Regions from separate parts of the Mus musculus genome. Here region 1 is linked to region 2. A link is a loop called in an ENCODE intact Hi-C map of the cell type or tissue named here. Cell type or tissue: heart. All regions are shown on one strand.

The links. Hi-C counts contacts between places; a loop is a spot of excess contacts. Peaks named below come from ENCODE experiments on the same cell type or tissue, not always from the same donor. Only the 100,000 strongest peaks of a DNase experiment are listed, where the experiment ranks them.
Region 1: it touches region 2 in a loop (4-fold over the local background); 2 of 42 quality-filtered maps call a loop at or near these places.

What each region holds. Positions count from the first base shown.
Region 1 is chr5:107,983,175-107,991,174 of GRCm38, reverse strand. It overlaps Dipk1a (divergent protein kinase domain 1A), which reads left to right and starts at 4,098. Exons shown (of 5, transcript NM_026062.4): 1 at 4,098-4,226. The coding sequence starts at 4,173. In heart, a CTCF peak has its summit at 4,844 (motif pointing right); a DNase peak (open chromatin) is centred at 4,134; H3K4me3 peaks cover 2,352 bases; H3K27ac peaks cover 2,033 bases.
Region 2 is chr5:108,264,166-108,272,165 of GRCm38, reverse strand. It overlaps Dr1 (down-regulator of transcription 1), which reads right to left and starts at 3,269. Exons shown (of 3, transcript NM_026106.4): 1 at 2,357-3,269. The coding sequence starts at 2,576. In heart, no CTCF peak of the experiment used is centred here; DNase peaks (open chromatin) are centred at 2,705 and 3,325; H3K4me3 peaks cover 3,746 bases; H3K27ac peaks cover 2,115 bases.

The sequences.
Region 1 (8,000 bases), 280 kb after region 2:
CATAGATGAATTAATCTTTTCTTTTTATAGCTTGCTTGGCATAAAACATAGTTTATGTAAGACTTTCTCAACCCACAGGTCTGCTTTTATCTCTCATCTCCTCTGGCCCTTCCTCCTCAGGTACCTGCTGCTGAAGAACAACCTGCTGGTCCAGGCCACTCGCCTACTGAGTTTAACCAGAGCTGTGTGATTATAGGTTTGGAGCTTAGTGGGTTACTGAAGACAATGTCTGTCTCTCTCTCTCTCTCTGAGTTTATCAACAGTCAATAGCTCAGCAGCAGTAAGGGCTCAGGAGTGCCTTCTCCATGTATGGCTGATTTTTTTCAAGGCTGGTCTTGTGTTAGCAGTTGTTGTAAATTAATGATTGCAACAGTTGTGCTGAGTCTAGAGGATGGCATTTTGCATCCCTCCACACCATCTTCCAGTTCTCACACACTTTCTGCTCCTCTTCTGAGACGTTTCCTGACATCTAGAAAAGGTCCTGTTACATGTTTTGTTTAGGGCTGAGCACTTGCTCATGGCTGGTTAGTCTCAGTATCTTGTGCAGCCACGATCTCTGCATTCACGCATTCACTGTCGCTGAAGGTACACAGTGACCTAAATCTCTTTCTGATTCAATGATTATTGCTCCAATATGGGGCTCCAGCTTTTTAGGAAAACATCTCAAAAAAGGTCTGTGTTAGCCATCTTCAACCTCCCTCCTACCATTGTTTTCTTTCTTTCCCTTCTCCTCCCTCTCTGCTTCCCCTCTCTCCTCCTCTGTTTTCTTTTTCTCTACTTCCTCATCCCTTTTCTTCTGCCCCCTCCTTTCCCTCTTCCTTTTAGAGGCAGGACTCATGTACATGAGGCTGATCTCAGATTCACTATGACATTGAGAATGGACTTGAACTTCATACTTCCACATCTACATAGTGAGACCTTAAGTGTATTGGGTAATGGGTAAGTTTTGGATCCATGCAGTTTAATGTGGTGCTGGGAGTCAAACCTAGGTCTCTGTACATGCTAGGCAAGCATTCTAACTGAGCCACACCCCCACTTCTTCAAATGTTTCCTTCCTTCTCATTGTTTTCTTTAAAAAAAAAACTTTATTTTTATTTTATCTGTATGACTGCGCACACACGTACACACACACACCCCACATGCACACACACACACACACACATGCACACACACACTCACACACACACGCACACATACTCATACACAGGCATATACACACACTCACACACACACGCACACACACACAGAGGCACACATATGCACACACACACTCACACACATACACTCATGCACACACACACACACATGCACCCGCACACTCATACTCACACACTCACACACATACACTCACGAACACAGGCACACACACACTCACACACTCTTGCATGCCTGGCGCCCTCAAAGACCAGAGACAGCACTGGATCTCCTGGAACTGGACCTGGATTACAGATGGTTAGGGAGCCGCTATGCAGGTGCTGACAGAGTTCTCTAACACAGTGAATCCAGTGGTCAATTCCTTACTATGGCATTCACTCCTCGTTGATACACTAGCTTAATTTGGCTCTTGGGCTACCTTATTCCTTAACTGGCTGCTCCTGAGACCCTGTTCCTTGCTCGCCTCCCTTGATTTGCACTATACCCAGGGCTTCATCCTTGATTTACACCTCTATTTACACCTCCCCCTCTACAAATGCATGTAGTTTGTAAAACCTGGCTTCAATGCCATCTGAAAATGCCGATAACACCTGTGTATCTCTAACGTGCAATATTTTCCTTTATCCCATACTCTCGTGTACACAATCACCTACTCAAGATTGCCATGAGAGCTGGATGTGGTGGTACAGAGTTGCAATCCCAGCACTTGGGAGTAGAGGCAGGATGATTGTGAGTTCAAGGCCAGCCTGGCCTATATGCATCCTTGATTTAAAAAAACTGAAACCCCAAACCCAGACACCACTTGAATTCCAAATACATACTTAAATGTAACATGAGCAAATAAACTCTTGATCTCCTAGCCAACTGTCTGTAGTTTTCTCTACCTCTCACTACCCCATTACCTTGAAGCACTGGCTGGCATGAAACTAGCTATATAAACCAGGCAGGTCTTGAACTCACACATATCTGCTTGCTACTACCTCACCTGGCCTTGACCAGTTTTGTTTTATTTTATTTTATTTTATTTTATTTTATTTTATTTTATTTTATTTTATTTTGAGATAGGGTTTCCAAATTGTGCAGGTGAGCTGGGCTGAGGCTGTCCTTGAATTCCTGATCTGTTTACACCTCCCAAGTACTATGACTGTGGGCATGTCACCACAACTGGCTCTTACCAGACTTCTCTATAGTCATTGTGTTTATTATTTATTGCCTGTCTTCTCATCTCCAAAATGTAATATCCATAAAGTTAGGAATTCTGCCTGCTTTGTCTTTTTGTGTACATAGCAAAAAAATTTGAACAGTGTCTGGATGCTAAGAAAATACTTATTGCAGAGCTGGAGAGATTGCTCCGTGGTTAAGAGGGCTTCTGGCTGTTCCAGAGAACTCGAGTTTGGTTCCCAGCACCCAAGTTGGGCAGCTTAAAACCAACTGAAATTCCAGCCCCAGGTGTTCTGATGCCCTCTTTTGGCTTTTATAAGCAATCACACAAATATGGCAGACATACACATATAAATAATAAAATCTTAAAAAAAAAAAAAAAAAGGGCTGGTGAGATGGCTCAGCAGGTAAGAGCACCCGACTGCTCTTCCGAAGGTCCGGAGTTCAAATCTGAGCAACCACATGGTGGCTCACAACCATCCGTAACGAGATCTGACTCCCTCTTCTGAAGTGTCTGAAGACAGCTACAGTGTACTTACATATAATAAGTAATAAATAAATCTTTAAAAAAACAAAAAACAAAAAAACAACTAAAGGAAACCGGTAGGATCCGTCCTTTCCTCCTTCTTCCTTCCCTCCCTTTGTCTGTCTTTGTCTTAAGTAGCTCCGGTTGGCCAAGTGCTGGAATTACAGGCATGAGTCACCATGCCCAGCTCATATTTACTTTTACTTTAGAAATTACTGAAGTCATTTAATTAAAAGTGAAAGTCAGTGGCTCATGCACTTCTTTGCGAGTAACAAAATATTATCCAGGTTAAAGACCTGTTTCCAGAAACTGAAAGCACTAGAAACATAAAGTACGGCATAGCAAGGGAAAAAAATGAAGTAGGACCTGCATCTCCCTGCATTGAAGTCACTCAGATCAATAGCTGTACTCCTCCCAGGGTGGCCCCTTCTCCCTTATTTGGCCATCAGTGTCAACAGAAGAAAGCAACGCCTTGAGGTGTATAGCCTTAACTGAGCTGCTCTGCTATATCCTAGAAGGTCTCCTGCCTTCACTGTATTTATCCGGCATTTATTTATTTAATTATGTATTTAACGTGTGAATCATGATTCTGTGGTAGAGGCAAGAAAACTCTGAGGCTGTTTTGCAAACAATGCAAACTTCAAAAAGTCGAAATGGTAAAAAAGAAAGAAAAAGAAATAAAAGAAAAAAATTGCATTAAATTTAAGGTACGCAAAGAGGCGAAGTGTCTGGAAGGCCACGCAGAACTGAGCGGGAAGGAGTCCCTTCCTCCCCTAGATAGCGGTGGTCGCGTCTCCGGAGAGCCTCCTTTCCCTGGAGAGGATCTATGAGTTAGTTGGTCGCCTAGGATGCAGCTCTAAGCATCCACAGAATTTCCGTGCAATCCGCTCGCACAGGTCCAGAGCGCGGACGGCGGGACTCCGCGCGTGAAGCCGCAAGCCTCACAGTGAAGTGGGCGCTCCACGGAGCCCACGTTTTGCGCACCCCCGTGCTGCTCGCACCCGCCTCGGCCGTACCCCTCCCCCGTCCGCGCCTCCCCTTTAAGCACGGAGGCGCAGGCGGATTTGTGTCGGCGGACGCGAGGCTCGACTCCCCTTTATGGCGGAGCCCCGCGCCCGCGCCTTGACGACCGCCGCGGCTGGCGGTGGGGGTGGGGTTCTGCGCGCGGAGCCGGCCTCCGCTACCCGCCGCCCTCGCCGCAGCGCGGCCCCGGGGAGCGCGCGCCGGGGGCGGGCCGTGGGCGGGCCGGCGGGGCAGGGGCGGGGAGGCCGGCGGGCGGCCGCGCTCGGGTCCGCCTCCGACTGCGGCGCGGCGGGGCGATGTGAGTGCCATGGCGAGGAGTCTCTGCGCGGGGGCCTGGCTGAGGAAACCCCATTACCTCCAGGTAGGCCGGCCGCGGCCCCGCCACGCGCCCTCCGCTCCGCGCCACGCGGGACTCAGCGCCCCGTCCTCCCTCCGTGCGCGCCCCGCCGCCTCCTGCGGACCGGCACCTGGCGGCGCGCCCTCCCAGCCCTGGTCCCGCTCCTCGGGCGCCGCCCCAGCCCTGAGCCCCTCTGAGTCCCGGCCCCGGACGCGCCGCGGTCCCTCCTCTGCGTGCTCTCCCGCTTTCCCCAAGGGCCCCCCCTCGACCTGCCATTCCTGACTCTGTGTCTGGGGTAGGAAAGGGTGGTGTGTCATTCCTCCATGCTCCACAGAATCGTGACCGATTGTCATACCAGTGGTTCCCCAAGTCCCAGCCAGTAGCTGTGCCTCGTGCAGATCCCCTGGGTTTGGTGTTCTCATCACATCTCTGGTTTAAATGGGAGGGAGGAGTAGGCAAGCTCGATCGAGGCGATGCTTTTGCAAAAAGGGGATGGTGACCGTTGTACGGCTCTTCACTCAGCCCGCCAGCAGTGCGAACGCAATTCACAGTCACGTCGTGTGTACTGTTGCCGTGTTAATTTTTCATGATTTTCTGTTCCGCTGTCAGTAGGCTTTAGAACCCTCCTGCTGCTTTGGTGCACTGTTTGGTCACCAGGGGGACCTAGTAGACGTCGTGAGTAGCTGAGCACAAATCCATAGCTCGGATGGAAAAACAACTACAAATCAATGCCTCACACATTGGCAGTATTGTTATATGTCTCTAGAGGACACTGCTTACATTAAAAGGCCTGACGACATGGGACGTGTATTTAGGTCAGTTGTTGGTGTGCTTCTTATGAGTATGGAAAAAAAAGAAAAAGTTGAGGAGAAACCGTTACTGTCCAAATAAATCTTATATTTTAATTTGAAATTTGCAAGTGTAAGTCATTACATCGAAACGAGAGAAACCCAGATTGAGAGACTGACTTGACAACTCATGGTTTTAAGGGTGTAAAACTGAATGTTTGTAGCAGCGCCACCAGAAATAGTTGTGCCTTGAGTACCAGTATTAGAACCTAGTCTAGCATTCCACCCCTCCAGGTTAAAGTATTTGGGCATGTTTAAAATCTTTGAACTTAAACTACTTAGCTTTCTATTATTAATTTTTGGAGTTGGTAGAGCTTTAGGCTTTAGTTTTGGCTTTAAATGTTTTCCACAGATGTGAATGCAATCTTTGGCGCTATAACTGTACAAAGGTTTTCTGATGTGGTTAAGGTTAGAAATTAAGAGTTCTGGATTCAATCCCCGACACCACGCAAACAAAATTAGTTTTACAAATAGTTATGCTTACATTAATGACAAACACTTAGTGTGTTTCTTACTTTTCTGAATTTGCATCGTTATCAATGATGAAATTAGGGTAAGCTTGCTAGTGGGCTAATATTAAGATTATTAATTTTTAAAAATGTTTAAACTATTTAAATACCAGCACTTGGGAATCAGGCCTCTGAGTTTGAGGCCAGCATAGTCTACATAACAAGTTCGAGATTAGTGACGACTACATAGAGAAATTTTGTCTCAAAAAAATTTAAAGGTAAACTTAAGATTTAAAGGACAAGTTCTCATGTGACACAGATTGACTTAGAACTCTCGAGGTAGCTAAGGATAACCTTGAATTTCTGATCCTCTTGCTTTTAAGAGCTTGTGATTGCAAGGGTATGAATGAATGGCACAGTTGAGAGTCCAGTGTTTTCCCCAGGAGCTTCCTCCCATCGAAATCTCCAAATAGGCCAGGGAGTCCCAGGAATCCCCCTGTCTCCACTTAGTCAGGTCTGAGATTGCAAGGATGTGCAAATCTGGACGCCAAGTGCTTGGAGAGCAAGACCTTTACAGACTGAGCTAACTCTGTAGCCGCCTCCTCTTCCTCTTCCTCCTCCTCCTCCCCCTCCTCCTCTTCCTCCTCCTCCTCCTCCTTCTTCTTCTTCATAGATCATGCTTAGCATTAACTTAGTATTAGCTAAATTTGATTTGTCATGGAGAGGGTTTCTTGTGCACTGTCTTTTGGCAAAAGAAAATAAAAAAACTTTAACAGCCTGTGTATGTTAGAACACACACACACACACACACACACACACACACACACACACACTTTTTGAGACCAAGTCCCAGTCTTGCACAGGCTGGCCTTGAATTCCCAATCTTCCTGTTTCTGATCTTCCTGTTTCTACCTCCCTAGTGCAGGGTTTACAAGTGTGCCCAGTATACAGTGCTTCAGGGAAACTAGTTCTTACACTTTGTTTTGAGGGAATACAGATACCCGTTTTGAGGGGGTTTTGTTTTTACTTTTGTGTTCTTTTGAGATAAGGTCTTGCTATGTATTGTGCTGGCTGGCTTGTACTGGATATGTATATAGGTTAACCTCAGACTCATGGTGGACCCTCTGTCATAGCCTCTCAAGTGCTGGGATAACAGGCATGCCCAGCCACACCTGCAGATACCTGATGTCAATAATATTTCTGATAAGGTACATTTGTGTTGTTGGTTTTTCGTGACAGGGTTTTTCTGTAGCTCTGGCTGTCCTGGAACTCACTTTGTAGACCAGGCTGGCATTGAACTCAGAAGTCCACCTGCTTCTGCCTCCCAAGTGCTGGGACTAAAGCACGCGTCACCTCGCCCTCCAGGTACATTTTAAGTTACAGTGAGGCTGTAACCATTCAACAGGTATGGGAGATGCTCTTACCTTGTGGGTAGGGAAACAGCAAGGTAGATTTATTTCCAAGAGGAGGGGAAGATAAATGGCCTGGAAAGTTTTTGAAACCAGTTTTATATCCTTGGCAGTTGTTCTTGTTTGTCTCAACTGGGTGGGGCCAAAGGTCACTTATGTCCTTATTTAGCCCTTAGAGAGTTTAAGTTTCTTTTTCCCTATTTTTTCCTTAGTATTTTTTTCTCTAAATTTTTTTCATACAATATATTTTGATCATATTCCCACCCCACCCCCAGCTTCTCTCGACCTCTCTGTCCACCCAACTTAACGTTCTCTCTCTTTCAAAAAGCCCTCACAAAAACAAAGATTAAAACAAACAAAAATAAGACAAAAAAGCCAAAACAAACTAAACAAGCAAAACAAAATGAAGACATTTTTTATTTTATGTGTATGAATGTTTTGCCTGCCTGTGTATGTGTGACATGTTTATGTGCATGCTGCCTGTGGCGGATAGGAGAGCACACCATATCCACTGAAACTGGAGTTAACATGTGGTTGTGAGCCACTATGAGGATGCTGGGAACTGAACCTGGGTCTTTTTTTCAAGAGCAGTGAGTCCTTATAACCCAGGAGCTATGTCTACCCCCTCCCCCATAATTTAGAGGGGGAAACTTAATAATTTGACTTGCTTGTCAAGGACCTTTCCTCACAGAATTCCCATCAACCCAGATGTCACTGGTAGTTACTGCCACTTCTAGAAAATTAAGCATTTTGAGCTAGTTAAAAATAAAACAATAACTGGGCACACACCTTTAATTCAGCACTCTGGAGGGAGAAGCTGTTGGATCTCTGTGAGTTCAAGGCCAGCCTGGTCTACAAAGAGAGTTCCAGGACAGTCAGAGTGACACAGAGAAGCCCTGTTTGGAAAAACAAAACAAAACAAAACAACAACAACAACAACAAAACCCAGAACAAACAAAATACCAGTAAGTCTCCTCTCCTCCCCACCAAAACTTAGTATTTTGTAATTAATGTAACTATAACCTATAACTGGGATTTGTGAGTACCTAACCGCTATGGTTACCTTATATACTGGCTAGTTTTGTGTCAACT
Region 2 (8,000 bases):
GGATTGCCATCATCACACAGAAGAAAATAGCCTTTCAGTGTAACTTTCTAAGTCATACATTAAACTGAAGTCACATTCCAAAGTTGAACTATTTAGTACATGGCTTGCTACAGCTACACTTCAATCATGTCAACTGGAACTCTAAATATATCCTAGAAAAGAATGAGCTTTCCCCCAGGAAGACAGATTGTGTCATTAGATTTTTGGAACAATCACCATTTCTGTGGTTACAAACAAATGTTTAGGCAGATCCTACTGAAATCTGCCATTTTCATTAAAAAGTTGATGCTTGACAAAGGCAGTTCTTCTATTCCTTCATAAAGAGTCAAAGGAAATGCTAGCTATTTGTTAAATATCTTCTCAAAGACTTAAAAACTCAAAAAAAGAAAAACACATTGGCTTCCATTTTTCTTACCACTCAGCAAACCAAACAAGAAGGAAAAAAAAAAAAAAAACCCAGTTTTTTTTGTTTGTTTGTTTTGTTTTTCAAGACAGAGTTACTCTGTATAGCCCTGGCTATCCTGGAACTCACTCTGTAGGCCAGGCTGGCCTCGAACTCAGAAATCCACCTGCCTCTGCCTCCCGAGTGCTGGGATTAAAGGCATGCGCCACCACGCCCAGCTCTAAAAATACCAGTTTTAAGAATTAAGTATGTCGGCTGGAAATATAGCTCTGCAGTGCAGTGCTTACCTAGCACACATAAGTTCAGCACATACACACAAAAGAATCAAATAAGCAACAGGGAACGGTGGTTATATGTCCATAATCCCAGTATTCAAGATACTGCAGGAAGAGACTCTTAAGTTTAAGGCCAGGCTAGGCAACACAGTAGGATCCTATTATCATCTTGCCTTTCCTAACCCTAAAAAAAAAAATTGCTTTTTTTTCTTAGTTATCTACTATGTACTGAAATGGCAGAGTATATGTGTATATAATATGACTATTTATATACATACACACACACACACCATCATGGCTCCACTACCTACTGGGATTGACTTCTGCCATGCTAAGTACTCAGCCTTGAGAGACACCCTCATCACAGCAGGATGTATTTTTAATCTACCATCAGCAGAGGATAAAGGCTCAAAATTAATCAATTGATCTTCTTGTCAATATTGACGGTGTAAAATGGATATGCTCCATACGAATACATGTGCTCTCTATTTGACATTAACAAGAAAGTAAAATTATTTAACACTTAACTTTATAAAAAGGCAATGGTAGAGAACTACCTGCCGAGTATGATTAAATTTGTTCCTTTTAACTTTAAATAAAAGTAATCAAGAAATTGTTCGCATTTCCAATAGATTATTATAAAACAGAAGTGACTGTCTCAAACTGAATGCAACCTTCTCCTAAGAGTTCATGAAAAACCACAGAAAGTACTTCCCAAAATTTGCCAAGAGCACTTTTGTCTCCTTTTCCTGTAACCATCAAAGTCTCCTAGTCTTTTCCAGCATAAGGAAGAAACTGTCGAAACTTTTAGATGTGCTTTTCAATAAAAGATAAATGTATAAACACATCCAAAGGGGACCAGCAGGCGAGAAGGACCGGCAACAGAATGCTGACTAGCGTGTGTCAGGCCCTACGTTCAAGCCCCAGGACTGTCGTTCCCGCCCTGCCCCAGTCATCTTTTACAAATAATCTTCAAAGAACAATCAATAGTTGGAGGGAGTCAAAAAGAAAAAAATGTGGTGCTCGCTTTGGTTACCTGGTGATGACTGTTCCACCTTCTTAGCGATTTTAAAGCAAAAATATACTTCCTTTTTGAAAAGCAATTAACTTTACAACACTTAACACACTCATGTCAATATTTTTTTTTAACTCAATGCTAGGACCCTTGTGCAAGATTGCTAGATGATACACCACTGACCTCCGTCACCAGCCCAAGGGTTTTTCCTACCCCTGTGTTCAAAAATGAATCTTTTCCTCGATACAGGTGAGGGAGAGGTACTCTCTGACTCAACTCATGCTCGAAGTTCTAAAATTTAACTTTCCAAGAGAGAACTTTGAGTTTCCTTTCTCAGTTGTTATTATCCACGTTTAGCTGTGGGCAGTCAATTCTTGTTGTTTTAAGACCTGATTGGAAACTGTACTAGTGAGGGGTTGCGGATGTCTGTTGACCCTAATGTCTGCACTCCTTATTTGCACTAGCCGGATGAAAACAATGTCAGAAGAATGCTACATAGGTGTTTTCTTAAGGTACAAGCTGTCTCTATGCCGTTTTGACTTTTCATTAACTGTGCTTACTAGTGAAGTGGAATGAAGGCTCTGTGACGCCAAGTGGTTACTCTATTAGCTTGACTGTTCCCCTGATCCTTCATCGAAACCAAATCCCACACAAATCGCTTACCTTGTATAACATGCTCTGGTGAAATTGTCTTCTTTTCTGACTTGTTACAAATCTCGTTGGCTTCAGAAGATATAAGGTGAATGAATTCCGTGCAGCAGTTCACTACCAGCTCTCGGGCATCGTTGGCCACCCGGACATTAGGAAGAGTCTCTTTGATCATCTTATTTATAGCAGCTCTGGGGATAGTGAGATCATCGTCGTTGCCAGACGAGGAAGCCATCGTATCTTCCTGTCTTTCAAGCCCCAACTTTTAAACTCCTCGCCTCTGGTCCACCACTCCACGAAGATTTCTCAACAGGCTGTCCCTGGAGAGGGATGTTGGGGTCCGGGAAGCTCAGAGAAGAGAGTGCAGAAACCAGGAAGGAGGGCTGGAGGGCAGGGAACACCCACTGTGTGAGAGATTTTAGTGGGAATATGAAGGAAAGGTCAGGGGGCTGAGGGTTCTAGGGACACCACTCCCAGGGCTGGAGAACCACCCTGCGTGTCGCCTCAAACGGACTGGCGCTGTCGTCTAACCGAACCTAAACGGCACGGGAGCGCACGCAAGACAGAGGAATACCCGCCCGGCCGCGGTCCCGGGCGGACACTGAGCAGGGTCAGCTCTACAGAGCCGGAGCCCCCGAGGACGCCGCCACCAGCAGCGGTTGCAGCCGCCTCGGCCAAACCATCCTTCAGGCACCCGCGCCGCCGCCTCACAACATGTCTGCCGAAGCCGCAGCTGAGCGCACGCCGGCTGCCTGGGAAACCAAGTGGACCGGGCCGAACACTGCGGGAGCCGCAGCGGCCAAGCGTGTGGCCGAGAGCAGGCTGTGCGAGCAGGAGCGGCGCTAACGGTGGTCTCTCTACGGGCCGGGGAAGGAGGTTTGCCGCAAGCTGATCCCGGCACGCTTTGCGCCACCGGAAGTCGAACTCCCCAGGTCCCACCCGCCCTCCTCGATGGATTTCCGTGTGCACGCCCCGCCCCTACCCCCTCCCGGACGGGCGGGAGCCGCGGGGCTTGGCAGCCCGCAGCTTCCGCCTGCCGCTCCCCCACGCACGGCGACCCGGCGTCTCCTCCGTCGGGCCCTGGAGCTCGCTTGCTCTGCGGGCAGAAGGGCCCGCGGAGGGCCACGTGGCAGGGGAGCCCTGGTCCTTACTAAAGAACTTCCTTTTCCTATCTCCTTAGCTGTCGGGATTAGGGCGCGGAGTGAAAAGAGCAGAGTGGGGAGGACAGGCCTTTACAACTACTTCACAGCATTCAGATCAGAGCTCCCTGTTCTCATTTGTGAGAAAGAAATGAAGCCTTCAAAGAAGTGGCTGTCCTCGGTACCACAAGTGGCTAAGTCAGGAAACTGGTAGTCTGATCTAAAGTAATGAAAATGTTTGGCATACCATGAGCTATGGCCCTCTGCATACTTGCTTTTGAAAGGAAGACAAGAAAAAAAAAAGGTTTATCTTATGAGAGTCCGATATCTGCTTCGTTCCAAGTGATTACTAATAACTAGTGCCACGTTCATCACAGAAATCACTTTTTTTTTTTTTTAAGATAAGCTCAGCTGGGCGACAGTGGCTCACGCCTTTAATCCCAGCACTTAGGACACGACACTCAGGCAGGCAAATCAAGTTCCAGGACAGCCAGGGCAATACAGAAAAAACCTGTCTCAACACACGCAAATCCTCACATACTGTCACATTAATTAATAGTGGAAAGTTGTAACTTTTGAAAGGACTAAGCCAGTTAAATCTACGTGCACAGTTTAGTTCATCGTGTTCTTTGTTGATAGACTGGCAGCTGGACTGTGGCAATGCTTTAAGATGTCTGGTTTCCAGGAGACTATCATTGTCAACCATCCCCTCCTACCCACCTTACTAGATGCAGCTTCAGCACTGAGCTAGAACACCAGCCTTGAGTTAATTTTTTCATTCAACATTTTCTCCAAAATGCTTGCTGGGAACTAAATATTCTTCATTATATCAGTGCTAGTAAGTTCAATCTTTGATTATAAAGAACAAGTTTCTTCTTCAAAATAAGTAAATTTTGGTTCAGATGTATAAAGACCTAGATAAAATATTAAAATCTAGATGGAATGTTAAGTCCTAGGTAACTGTTACCTGGTTAGCCTGCCATTTTGTGCTATTACTATATTATAAGCAAACTTTCTCATATGGGAGTCATGTCTACAGAGTGCTTCTGAGTTCTCCCAAGCCACTGTCTAAATTGTTTATACCTGCAACCCCAGCTTTTCTTTATTTTATTTTATTTTATTTTATTTTTGCTTTTTGAGACATGGTTTCTCTGTGTACCCCTGGCTGTCCCGGAACTCTATAAACCAGGCTGGCCTCAAACTCAGAGAGACTTGCCTGCCTCTGCCTCCCAAGTGCTGGGATTAAAGGTCTTGGCCACTGCAAATGAGTTCAACTCCAGGTTTGAAGTACAGTATTTTTAACTTTAAAAGTTCACAAGATTTTAAAGATGAAAAAGAAGTATAAAAACATAAAGGAAAATGTCAGTAAAGACTTTACACATTTAAAGGACTATTGTAAATGAAGTCACATGGGAAAATGGTACAGAGAAATATTTCTGGAAAATCAAACTAGTAGGAGTCAGAAATGGTGGCACCCAGCTGCAATGCCTGCATTGGGGAAGATAAGGAAAGAGGATTGATAACTCAAAGATGGACTCTGGACAGCATAGTACAGCTGCAAACTGTAAGGACATAAATGAAAGAGGTGATATCACTTTGTTAAAAGGTCAAAAAGAAATGATATGTGTCAACAAGAAGCTAATGGGGCAGAATGGGGAAGGAAGGCTTTTCATGTAGTGGTAAAGACTAAAGAAGCAAATGGCAAAACAGCTTGAGAGAGAGGCAAGGGCAGTGAAAAGCTGTAAAAACCTGAAGACACACGTTCAGTGGAAAAGCAACAGCAGAGCAATTGAAAACATATTTTTAAAGGTAAGGCCCAGCATGATGGTACAGGCCTTTAATCCTAGCACTTGGGAGGCAGAGGCAGGTAGATCTCTATGGGTTTAAAAGTTCAAAGCCAGCCTGGTTCAGGGTGATTTCCAGTGTAGACAAGACTACCAGAGAAACCCTGTCTCAAAGAAACAAATATAAAAACAAAGAAATAAAAAATCTGGAAGTTACTGTATGTGTTACTGTATACCTATAATCCCAGCTCTCTGGAGGCTGAAACACACACACAGACACTTCCCCACCCCATCCCCCAATTTAAAGCCACGTTGGGCTACAGTGTGAGTGGAAACCAACCTGGGCCACAGCAAAATCTTGTCTTGAACAATATCAAACAGCAACAACAACAAAAAAGAGGCCTAGAATTTGGAAACTGTTTCTAATCAATTCAGTTGTCACTGTTACACTTCCAAGTGTCAACTTTGTAACTAAGTTTTTTAAAAAAATAACAACTTGAGGTGATAATCCCTTCATAAATGATAAATTTAAAATGTGTTGTTACATGTTTTAAATGATTTGAACCTTGAGTCTAATTCAGTTCTGCTGTTTTGCAGAACCATTTGCAGGGCCAGAAAGCCTGGCACTGTGATCAATCCATAGTGGAAGAAGAGAACTGATTCCCAGAGTTGTCCTCTGATCTTAATTTGTGTGTTATAGCAAACACAGGTACAGACACACACACACACACACACGCACACACACACACACTCACTCACTCACACACACACATACTCTCTCTCACACAAAGAGAGAGAGAGAGAAAGAGAGAGAGATTTAAAATTTTAAAGCATTTGCAGCTAGGCATGATGACACATGTCTATAATCTTAGTATTTTGAAGGAAGAAGCAGAAGAATTGGGTGTCCAAATTCATTATCAAGTACACACAGTGAAGTGGAACACATTGTAATCTATCTTACACATGTAATTAGTTCCAGCACTCAAAGTCAGCCTGGCTATTGCCAAGACTTTCTACAAACTAATGGCAAAGTCCTGTTGCTGAAGACAACACCTAAACAACTCACTGAACATGGAGAAGTCAATCTAGTATCTACCTAGCGCCTTCACCCCAACTGATCAGTGTTCATGGTACTGGAAGGGACTCGGCATGCTACCAGAGGAGAAAGGTAAACACCAACCCAGCTACAAACACTTCAGTCTACAAATATGACTTGATTTGCAAGATATGTTAGTGCCATACAGGCACAAAGTTTGTGGGAGTAACCAACTAATATCTGATTTGAGTTAAGGCCCAGACCAGGAGATGGAACCCATACCTAATGCTACTTGGGTAGCCAAGAATCTGAGACTAGGTAGTCCAGGGACCAAATATTCTGCTAAAGGAATATAGCAACAAAATTACTCCTAACAACATTCTGCTATACTAGTAGATCTGTCTTGCTCAATCATTCTCAGCAAAGCTTCCTCCTACAGCAGATGGGAACAAATACAGTGACCACAGCCAGACAGAAAGTAGGCATAGGGTAAAAGACCTTGGAACATTCTGCACTAAAAGGAATGTCTAGGTCCAATCCCTCACTCCAAGGATTAGGGAACTCTTTGGAAAAGGAGGCAAGAAAGAGTGTAATAGCCAGAGGAAATGGGGAACACTAAGAAATCAAGACCTTTGAAACCCAGCAGGAATGACATGCTTATCAATTTAGAGACAGCATACACAGGACCTGTCCACTAGATAGAGTGCTAGAGCAGAAAGGAGCCGTGGACACACATCCCATTCCCAAACACAGAAGTCATCTCTTCATGTCCTCCCCAACATGTGCTGTCACCTCGGTTTTTGATCTTAGCCATTCTGATTGGTGTAAGATGGAATCTTGGGCCAGTTTTGATTTGCATCTCCCTGATGACTAAGGACTTTGAACATTTCAAGTACTTCTCAGCCATTCAGGATTCCTCTGTTATGAATTCTCTGTTTAGTTCTATACCCTATTTTTTGATTTGGGTTGTTTGGTTGTTTTTTGTTTGTTTGTTTGTTTGTTTTTTGGAGATTAGCTTCTTGGGTTCTTCATATATTTTGGATATTAGTCCTCTATCAGATGTGGGGTTAGTGAAGATTTTTTTTCCCCAGTCTGTAGGTTGCAGATTTGTCTTATTGACTATGTCCTTTGACTTAAAGCAGCTTTTCAGTTTCATGAGGTCACATTTATCAATTGTTGATCTTAGAGCCTGAGCCATTGGAGTTCTGTTTAGGAAATTTCCCTCTGTGCCATAGAGTTCAAGGCTCTTTCCCACTTTCTCTTCTATTGGATTCAGTATATCTGTTTTTATGGTGAGGTCCTTGATCCACTTGGACTTGAGCTTTGTGCAAAGTGACAAATATGGGTCTATTTTCATTTTTCTATATACAGTCAGTTAGTCCAGCACCATTTACTGAAGATGCTTTATTTTTTCCATTGTATATTTTTGACTTCTTTGCTCATAAGTGTGTGGGTTTATTCTGGGTCTTCAATTCTATTCCATTGATTGACCTGTCTGTCTCTGTATCAATGCCATGCAGTTTTTATCACTATTTCTCTCTAGTATAGCTTGAGGTCAGGGATGGTGATTCCCCCCAGAAGTTCTTTTATTGTTAAGAGTTGTTTTTCACTCTCCTGGATTCTTTTGTTTTTCCATATGAAATTGAAAATTGCTCTTTCCATGTCTGTAAAGAATTGTGTTGGAATTTTGATGGGGATTA